Linked DNA regions of Homo sapiens: region 2 is linked to region 1. A link is an interaction called in ENCODE POLR2A ChIA-PET data of the cell type or tissue named here. Cell type or tissue: HepG2. All regions are shown on one strand. Region 1 overlaps RBCK1 (RANBP2-type and C3HC4-type zinc finger containing 1). Region 2 has its middle 8.5 kb from the start of TRIB3.

The links. ChIA-PET counts read pairs that join two places held together with the same protein. Peaks named below come from ENCODE experiments on the same cell type or tissue, not always from the same donor. Only the 100,000 strongest peaks of a DNase experiment are listed, where the experiment ranks them.
Region 2: POLR2A ChIA-PET joins it to region 1 with 26 read pairs; 20 of 35 experiments call an interaction of 5 or more read pairs at or near these places.

The regions. Positions count from the first base shown.
Region 1 is chr20:428,952-433,951 of GRCh38, reverse strand. It overlaps RBCK1 (RANBP2-type and C3HC4-type zinc finger containing 1), which reads right to left. Exons shown (of 12, transcript NM_031229.4): 11 at 4,858-5,000; 12 at 1,813-3,602. The coding sequence ends at 3,522. Among named protein-coding and RNA genes, the nearest start is that of RBCK1, 23 kb to the right of the region's middle. RefSeq lists enhancers at 2,981-3,481, 3,482-3,982. In HepG2, CTCF peaks have their summits at 2,331 (motif pointing right) and 4,959; a DNase peak (open chromatin) is centred at 2,321.
Region 2 is chr20:369,756-374,755 of GRCh38, reverse strand. No RefSeq gene overlaps it. Among named protein-coding and RNA genes, the nearest start is that of TRIB3, 8.5 kb to the left of the region's middle. In HepG2, no CTCF peak of the experiment used is centred here; DNase peaks (open chromatin) are centred at 1,095, 2,725, 3,625 and 4,285; H3K4me3 peaks cover 804 bases.

The DNA.
Region 1 (5,000 bases):
TGTTCATCTCAAGCGTGGCTGTTCCTGCCCACACTGCATCCTTGAGGACACCACACCAGGAAGCGTCAGGGCAGGGTGATCTTCAGTTCTGAGTCACTCAGGCAAATTATTGAACCTGAGGGGGTGGAGTCATGGGAACCCCTGAATGTGTAGTTGGCCAGGAAGTGTGGGTAGCCCAGGAAGTGTGGGTAGCCCAGGAAGTGTGGGTAGCCTGGGCACCCCATCTGTGACTCCATCGGAAGTGTGGGACTGAGCCCTTTAATCTGTGGAACCTGACACTAGCCCCAGTTGGTGTCAGAGAGCTGGAAAAGTGGTGTCAGACAACACCACACAGTATGCAAGGCTGAGGGGAAACGCCAGTGTAAAAATAACACGTAACAAGTGTAGGTGGTTTGGGGCCAACAAAGCCCGGGAGGGCTCGGGTTTAGGGTCTGTGGAGCACTGGGGCCGGGCAGGATGGCTGTAGTGCTGTGGAGAGTTGAGGCTGCCTTAGGGATGATTTGGGGGTGAAGATAGGCCTTGACCTGAGCTGGGTTTGGAGGGAGAATTATTAGTGGCCTGATGGGGTCTTAGACTGAGGGTCGAGTGTGTTCCTTCCTTCCTGGCTGGGTGAGCATCTAAGTCACTGCCTCTCGGAGGCTCACGTCCATAACAGTAAAGCAGGGATGGTCTTGGCCCTCCTGGAGGGCTTCCTGCAAGGGTGTTGGTGAAATGTGTTTCTATTTGTGAAGCTGTGCTAGTGCTGTTGCCATTTTCATGAGCAGTTACCAATCAACAAACACTTGTAGCCAGCCCTGCACCGGGCCCACGATCACCCAGGGATGAAGTGGTGACCGAAAGCAGGAACAGGCCGGAGCCTTCACCAGCTAAGAGGTGAGACCCTCAGCTGGGGCTGAGACCCAGCCTGGCTGTATCTTCCTCCCCCTGCCACTGTCCCCTCTGGTGTTCTGCTGGTGGCCCCTGCTGCCAATTCCTGCTCCTCACGAGGGCCCCTGCTCCCTGGTCTTTTCTCCAGACTTCCTCATGGTTGGCACTTGGGATCACCAGGCTGCGGGCTCACCTTCAGCTGCCTGCATTTGAGCAGATTCCATGCCAGCCCCAAGCACTAGAGGAAGACACCAGTGAGCGCCGGCATAGGCCGACGGGCTACCCTCCGTGGCAGCTGCTCTTTATCTGAGCAATGGGCTTCCACTCACCTTCCCCTGCCCCTGTCCTGCCCCTGAGGAGAGAATGATGATCATTGTGTCACTCAAGTACCTTTGGGACCTCTTGCTGCTTCCTCTCGATGGTTTGAGTCCAAAGCCCTGGGGTTTGGTTTTCGTTCGGCCCTGGAGAGTTGGTGCTGGCCTCTCAAGTTCTGGGCCCCTGGCATGGGTGAGCCTTGGGAGGTGGAGGCACCTCCACCTGACCCTGCAGTAGAGGGTGCCCTGGGCCTGCTCGTCTTAAGACCTTTCACTTGCAGGTGCAAGGCGGGTGGAGCTGAGGCAGGAACCGGGGTTGGCCCTACACAGCTCCCTGCTCCTCCGCACCACTGCAGCATGGATGGGGCAGGCCGAGCAAAGCCACAGCCAGCACAGCCCTCTCTGCTGGTCTCGCCCTCACCTGTGATACGCCGCGCGTAGAGCCCCACTTCATCTTCCTCTTACGAGAAAAAGGATGGTGCAAGGGCACTGGAAAGGCCTCGGCGTGAGTCCTGGGGTGGTGAGGACTGTGGCAAACTGGAGGGTGTACACCCCATGAAGAGATTTGACATCTCTGTGACTCCATTCCCCCCAGGTAGAAGTGAGGACCTGGCATTACCAAGCTTTGACATTTTCAAGAGAAGCAGGGCATCTAGATTTTAATGTGGTAAACGATGTTGCCAATTTAAAAAGATGGGCAACCGATTTAAATTTCTAAAACAACACTGGGTGGACTGGTTACAGCCTGTGGTACCACAAGAGAACAATCTCTGCTTTTGTCTCATGCCCAGGCTCCTGAGAGACACCAGGCCAGGCCCTGGCAAGAGAGGGGAGAGTGGGTATGAGACAGCGTCTGCCTGAGCTGGTCCCATCCACACGCCTGCAGCCTGGCTCTCCTCTGCTTTTTCTGTTTCCTCCCAGTCAGTGGTTCTGCCTGGGCCTTTCTGCCTCCAGGGCCGGGGAGGCTGCCTGAGTGTGCCCCTCATCCTCTGCGACGGTTGACTGCCCTGAGCCAATGCAGGCAGTGCCGAAGGACCCAGTCCACTCACACATTCTCAGACAGCTCTGCGCACAGTGACTGGGGCCAGCTCTTGAGTCCTGGCATCCAACGGCAGGTGGCAGTGCCTTTCCAGTTGCTAGAACAGGCCCTTCCCCACAAAATCACAGGCCTTCAGCAGCAGAGGCGCCCTCTGCCTGCTATGATGATGGTCACGTCACAGCGTGGACAATGTGTTGGGCATCAAATACCAGATCTCAAAAGGGGAAGGAGGGTGGGTCACAGAGCGGAGGAAAGACTTAGAGAATGAACATCCCAGGACCCTGTCTTAGTAACCTCCGACCAGCACAGAGTGGGTTCTAGTAAATACTGCTGAATCGATACTGTGCCATCTTGCTTGAGACGAGAAAATAGGATGGACAACCCCACCCCTCAACTGCAGCAGCTTCGTTCCTTCTTGAACTATCTACCTGCCAACCCTAGATGCCTGCTGAGAGGTCAAAAGGGAGCAGGAGTGGCAAGACTTCCCCTCCCGCCCCTAAGCCCATCCTTCTCTGCAGACTTGACACACTGCACACTCCACCTGTCCTGGCTGACGGTGACCCAAGAGCATCCTTGCCCCTGAGGCTGGGCATGGGGTCCACATCTGGTAGAAAGGTCCCAGTGCTCAGTCACAGCCTCATTCTACCACAGATGGACTGACAAGTCAACTTTCTGATGCAGTTCCCAGAGACCTCAGGATCCTGCCTGTGTGTAGAGTCCCAGGCCAGGACATTCATTTCCTCTCAAGGACATCACACTCATCCCTTCCCGGAAAACCATTTTAATTATAATAGCTTACACAGGCTGCAGAGAGGGAGACGCAGAGCCGGACCTGACGGGCTGTGCTTTCAAAACTGTGCAGTCTCCTTCCTGGCTCTGAACAGGTTAGCAAGAGTTCCAAGAGGCCTCAGGCCTCCAACCACAAAGGCAGAGAAGTTAGCCCCAGAAAGCTGACAGCTGAAGGCGGGGAGGCTGAGAGTGCTTGGTGTTTGACAGATGAGTGTTGTGGTGGGAGGAGTATGGAGTCACACAGAGGCTCCACCCAGCAAGGCCTCTGGCCAGGGGCTATGTTTAAGGCTGGGGTCAGGCAGAGGTGGGAGCCGCAGGGGAGAGAAGTCTGGCCGGCAAGCCCCAAGGGAAGGACAAAGGCACTGGGGCAGATGTGACCGTGGACAACCGCAGTGCAGGCAGGGCCCCTACAACGCTACAGCAAGCAAGGCCGTCCACGAAGCTCCCTGAGCTACATTCTAACAGAATGTGGATGTGGGGCTGGGTCAGCATGTGGCCCCACCATCTTTAGCTCAGTGGCAGTTCTGACAGCTTGGGTGGCAAGGAATCCCATTTACCCTGCAGCGGCAGCCCCCGCTGGTGTCTCCTGGGCCCTAGAGGATGGGAGGAAGAGAAGAGAATGTCAGCGCAGTGCAGAGACTGCCCCCACAGCCGAGCGCTCTCCCACCCCGGGCCTTTGCCTCTGCAGGTCCTCCTGCAAGAATGGCCTGGTCAGCCTCAGCTACCTGATGGAGAGTCACTGAGGCCTTTTCTGGGCTCCCACAGCACTCAGTCTACCCACGCCTAGATCCGGGAACAGGCCAGGGAGAGGATCTGACCACTCTGCATATTCTAGACATGTCAGCATGCGAGAGGGCAGTTTCCTCTGCCTCCACCTGTCTGAAAGTCTACCTGAACGTAGCAACAGGCCCCCAATTCCAGAGCACACCCCTAATAACGACAGCTACCATCTGCAAGGGTGCTCACCAAGTGACAGGCTCTCTAAGCACTTCTCTTGCAATTTTTCCACTTGATTCTGACAACAAGCCTGAGATAAGCCCAGCTATCATCTCCATTTCACAGAGGAAATGGGGCTGACAGAGGTGAGTGGCAGGCAGCCTAATCACACAGTCAGTATGTGCCAGAGCCAGGGGCCAATCCACCTCTGACTCCAGATCGAACCTTTACTTGCTGTCCTCTAGGGCAGGAGTGGGCAAACCTTTTCTGCAAAGGGCCAGTCATTTTGGGCCGGGCAGCCATACGGCCTCTGCCTCTGTAGTGTAAAAGCAACCACAGCCAACATGTGAATGAATGAACACGGCTGTGCTCCAAAGCACTTTACCTACGGACACTGAAACGTGGATTTCATGTAATTTTCACGTCACAAAATAGTCATCTTCTGGTATTTTTTCAACCATTTAAAGATGTAAAGAACATTCTTGCGGCCCGGTGGCTCACGCCTGTAATCCTAGCACTTTGGGAGGCCGAGGCAGGTGGATCACCTGCGGTCGGGAATTTGAGACCAGTCTGACCAACATGGAGAAACCCCGTCTCTCCTAAAAATACAAAACTAGCCGGGCGTGGTGGCGCATGCCTGTAATCCCAGCTACTTGGGAGGCTGAGGCAGGAGAATTGCTTGAACCCGGAAGGCAGAGGTTGCAGTGAGCTGAGATTGTGCTATTGCACTCCAGCCTGGGCAACAAGAGTGAAACTCCGTTTCAAAAAAAAAAAAAAAAATTCTTACCTCGGGAGCTGTACAAATTCAGGTGCTGGGTTGGATATGGCCCATGGGCTGTAGTTTTCCCAGCCCTCCTCTAAGGCAAAGCCCACAAGGGCACCCTCTCCACACCACCACGAGCAAAGACTCACCCCAGGGCCCCAGCGTGGGCCCTTGGTGACCCAGCAGATCTCGGTGTGGCAGACGGTGCAGCGGATCCAGTCGCAGCCGTCCTTCTTCTGTACCACGATCTGGCACTGGGGGCAGCGCATGGCCTCGCCCTGCTGCAGCATCA
Region 2 (5,000 bases), 59 kb after region 1:
ACTACAGGCGCCCGCCACCACGCCCGGCTGATTGTTGTTGTTGTTGTTATTGTTTTTAGTAGAGACGGGGTTTCACCGTGCTAGCCAGGATGGTCTCGATCTCCTGACCTCGTGATCCACTCGCTCGGCCTCCCAAAGTGCTGGGATTACAGGCATGAGCCACCGTGCCCGGCCTCACAGCTTCTATGTTTTTAACACCTCTCTTGTTAAGAATGAGACAGCAGAGTTCAGCTTGGAGCCTTCAGCAAGAAACAGGATTTAGCTGGAATGGAATAACCTGGTTCTGCTTTTTTTGTATGTAATTGTATGCTTACCTCTTCTTTATGGCAAATCATAGTAGTTTTCTATTTGAGGTCAGTGATTTAAAATTTCCATGTTAAATAAATTTAGATAAGTTTTTTAAAATGAGGTGGTTGTGGTCAAGCACAGTGGTCCATGCTTGTAATCCCAGCACTTTGGGAGGCAGAGGTGAGTGGATCACCTGAGGTCAGGAGTTTGAGACCAGCCTGGCCAACATGGCAAAAACCTATCTCCGCTAAAAATACAAAAATTAGCTGGACGTGGTGGCATGCACCTGTAGTCCCAGCTACTTGGGAGGCTGAGGCATGAGAGTCGCTTGAACCCAGGAGGCAGAGATTGCCGTGAGCCGAGATCATACCACTGCACTTCAGCCTGGGTGACAGAGCAAGACTCTGTATAAAAAAATAAATAAAATAAATAAATAAATAAATAAGTAAAAGATGAGCTGGTTGGAAGGAAGACATTATGGAACTAATATAAAAAATAAGTACATGGATTCAGACCAATCAACTTGGGGAAGACAGTGGGTGATTCAAGAATGGCAACTCCAGGGCTGTGATCCTCTCTGGGAGCCCTTATCTAGGAGACCGGGCACCTCCCTTCTCTGGAGGCCCCTGGGGGCTTTGCAGAAATCTCTCACCATCCAGATCACGCTAGGCTGGGCCTAAGGAGAGGCAGGAAGGCCAGCCCGGCGGTTGCCCCAGGGGCGGCCTGGGATTCTTCCTGAGAAAGGCTCTTCTCATGCCTGTGGGTGGAGCCCTGTGTGGGGACCTCCCTTACGTCATCTTGTGTCATCCTCAAACTTCCCCATGAAGCTGCTATTTTTATCCCTGGAGACAGATGAGGAAACCAGGGCTCAGAGCAGTGACATCACTAGTTTAAGGAGGGAGGAGACAGTGGGATTCAGAGCCAGCTGGCCTGGCTCAAAATCCGTGTGGTCTCTTGTCCACTGTCTTGGACAAAGTCACTTAGCTACTCAGACCCACAGCCCTATCTATAAAGTGGGATTGATGACAGTGTTTTCCTGTAGGGTTATTGAACTGCTTATTGTCATTGGGATTTCCCTCCCTCCCTTCCTTCCTTCCTTCCCTCTTTTCTTTTCTTTTCTTTTGAGAGAAGATCTCACTCTGTTGCCCAGGCTGCAGTGCAGTAGGGTGATCATGACTCACTGTAGCCTCAACCTCCCAGGCTCAAGCGATACTCCCGCCTCAGCTTCCTGAGTAGCTGGGACTATGGGCATGCACCACCATGCCTGGCCTGGGAACTGTTATTGGATTAAATGGAGGGTTAAATGGGCTAATACAGGTTAAGTTCACGCTTAGGAGAGTTCCCAGCACATGGTAAGCACTGGAGGGTGAGTGGCTATTATTATTTCCAAGGCCCCAGGGCTGCTGCACCTCCTTCCCCAGCAAACACACCCAGTGAGAGCTGAGGATAAAGGGGGAGGTGGGGACACACTTCCTGAGAGTGGCCCATGTGGAGCCTAAGCTGTGCCTTCCAGTGCTTCCTCATGTCAGCCTCACCACAGCCCTGTGAGCTAAGGATGCATTTACGCCCACTTTGCAAGTGAGCAAATCCAGTGTCAAAGAGTGAAAGTAACCTGCCCAGCGTTACACAGCTAGCCAGTGTGGCTTTTTGAGACGGAGTCTCACTCTCACCTAGGAGTGCGGTGGCATGATCTCAGCCCACTGCAACCTCCGCCTCCCGGGTTCAAGCGATTCTCACGCTTCTGCCTCCTGAGTAGCTGGGATTACAGGCGTGTGCCACCACGCCTGGCTAGTTTTTGTATTTTTAGTAGAGATGGGGTTTTACCATGTTGGCCAGGCTGGTCTCAAACTCCTGACCACAAGTGATCTGCCTGCCTCAGCCTCCCAAAGTGTTGGGATTACAGTCATGAGCCACCGTGCCTGGCCTGGGATTTAAACCCAGGTCTGCGTGGTTCCAAAGTCCACGTCATTCCACCATTTCAGGAGCCTCAACAGGATTGACGGGAGGTTCCTGGGGAAGTCCCGTGTCCTCCTCAAGGGTGAAGGGTTCTCTCTTTCTGTGTAGTGGAAATAGCTAGATCATAGCCATGGGCTGAAGACAGCTGGTCTGGTTCTGACCTTGCCTCTGACCTTGGGCAGCTACAGGTCTCTCCCTGGGCTTAGGCACATAATTGCTGCTTTGTATGTATAAGGGGTTAGGATCTCCAAACTTCCAGGGATCCTGATTCTCTTTCTCGCCTCTCAGCTGGAGGATGAGGGAGCCCCAGATCTGCCAGCTCCCAGTGCTGGACGCATTGCTGAGTCACCTGACCTTCCTTCCTTCCTGCCTGCCTTCCTGCCTTCCTTTTGCCTGCAGGTCCTGAAGCCATCAAAGGCCAGAGAAGGAAGGGGATTATATGTTCAGTCTGGATAACTGCCCAGGCCTTGCCTTTCTGAGAAAAGCTTGGGGGGTGGGGGTGGAATGCTGAAGCACTCAGCCAGTTGCATCAGAAAACCTTGCGCAAGGCGCCCTCCTGGGTCCAGCACTGAGCCCTGTCCCATAGTCCCCACCCCTACCCTGTCCCCTGAGGTGCCAGAATGAGGACTGTTCAGCCTTGCGAGGGACACTGAGCAAGGCCAGGCTGTCAGGGAGTGATGGAGGAAGTTGAGGGATGAAGGAAGGCTTTGGGGCCAGTGCTGAGAGGGCTTAGGCCGCCTGGGTGAAGGAACTTGAGCTGGAAGTTGCTCCTCAGGACATTTAGATCCAACTCATCCACCTGGCTTCTCTCCCAAAGAAGAGGAGACAAGGCCAGTGCCCTGGACACTAACTGACCCAGATCCTTGACTGTGGTCCTAGGGTGAACCCTATTGCCTGACTTTGCACTTCAACTGCACTCTGGCCTGAAACCTTGAACATGGTCTGACCTGTGATCACTAAGCCCTGGGCCGTAGCCACAGCTAACGCCGACCCAGGTCCCAAACTGAACGGTGTCTTGGTCACTTTTTCCCCACATGATCCATAAACTGAATTTGAATTCTAGCTCCTGATTGAGTTATAACCCTGGAGATAGATTTAGCTCTAATCCATCATGTGTGACCCCAGGCCCCAGATAAACCCCAACTGTAGCCCCAGATACCCTAGCCATAGATTCTCTCTCTGGTCTCAACAGGGCAGTGCTCAGGCACAGGAATCAAGAGCTTGGCACCTGCTCCCCTCCCCTCTGGGCTGCTCCCCATACCCCCCCAGGTCGAGGAAGGCTGAGGGGCTGGACTGAACATGGGACAGCCCCCTGACCAGCCTGACTGTGACTCAGCAGGGTGGGAGCTGGAGGTAGAGTCAGGCAGGACCACTGGGGATAGGCCAGGCAGGTGCTGAGTCAGGGCAGGGAGAGAGGGACAGTCTCTGAGTGCAGAGCTGGTCTGGGATGTGGGATGGTACATGTGGTCCGACAGGCCCTTTAAGGTAAAGCAGCTCCAGTCCTGAAGCCAGGCCCTTTAAGGCAAATAACCCCGATCCTATCCATCTCCATCTACCCATTTATTGTCCATTTTTCCATCACTTATCCATATTATTCTCTCCCAGAGCATCCTGTTCTTTTCCACCAGAACACTTAACTATAATTGGAATTATGTATGTATTTGTTATTTGTTTAGTGTCTGCCTCACCCACTGAACTACAGGCTCCCTTAGGACAGGCACCTTGCCTGTGTGGCTCACCAGTGTCTCTAGCACCTCATACAGTGCCTGGCACACGGCAAGTGGTCAGTAAATAGTAGTTGAAGAGATTAAATCCCTCCACCCATCTATTCATTCCTTTTCCATCTATGAATTATTATTTTATAATGCATCCCCACCATCTAGCCATTCGAATTTCTCGCTGTTCTTTCATCTACCCTCCATCCGACAAGCATCCATCCATCCACCTACATAGCTTTCCCATATCAATCCATGCTATTTATAGAATCATCCGTTTCTTCAACAAATATTTACTGAGTACCTACTACTTGCCAGGCAACATTCCAAAGGCTAGGGATACTACAGTGAAAATAACAGACAAAAGTGGCGCTTACATTCCATTAGAAGGAAAAGTGCAGCCAGGCACAGCGGCTCACACCCGCAATCCCAGTACTTCGGGAGGCTGAGGCGGGAGGATCACTTGAGCCTAGGAGTTTTAGACTAGCTTAGGCAACATGGTGAAACCTCATCTCTACAAAAAAGTACAACAACTAGCCAGGCATGGTGGTGAGTGCCTGTAGTCCCAGCTACTCAGGAGGCAGAGGAGGGAGGATGGCCTGAGCCAGGTAGGCCAAGATTTCAGTGAGCTGAGATCATGCTGCTGCACTCCAGACTGGGCAACAGAGTGAGACCCTGTCTCAAAAAAAAAAAGAAAGAAACATGCAAGAAATAATTACCATAATAAGTACATTGTAGCACATGTTAGGGGGTGACGAATGCAAGGGAAAAAAAGAGTAAGTACAGAGATGAGGAGTGTTGGGTGGGCAGGCAGTGGCTGTATTGAGTGGAGTGTTCAGTGGATGCCCTGAGACTATCCGAAGGGCAAATTCTTCAGGAAGAGGAACAGCTCATGCAAAAGCTCCAAAAGGAAGCTGACTAGCTGACTGGTGTGCCATCGGAGAAGGTCAATGTGGCTGGAGTGCAGCCAGTGACAGGGAGGCGGTGGGAGATGAGGTCAGAGAGGTAAAGGGGGTTCAGATAATCTGGAGCTTTGGAGGC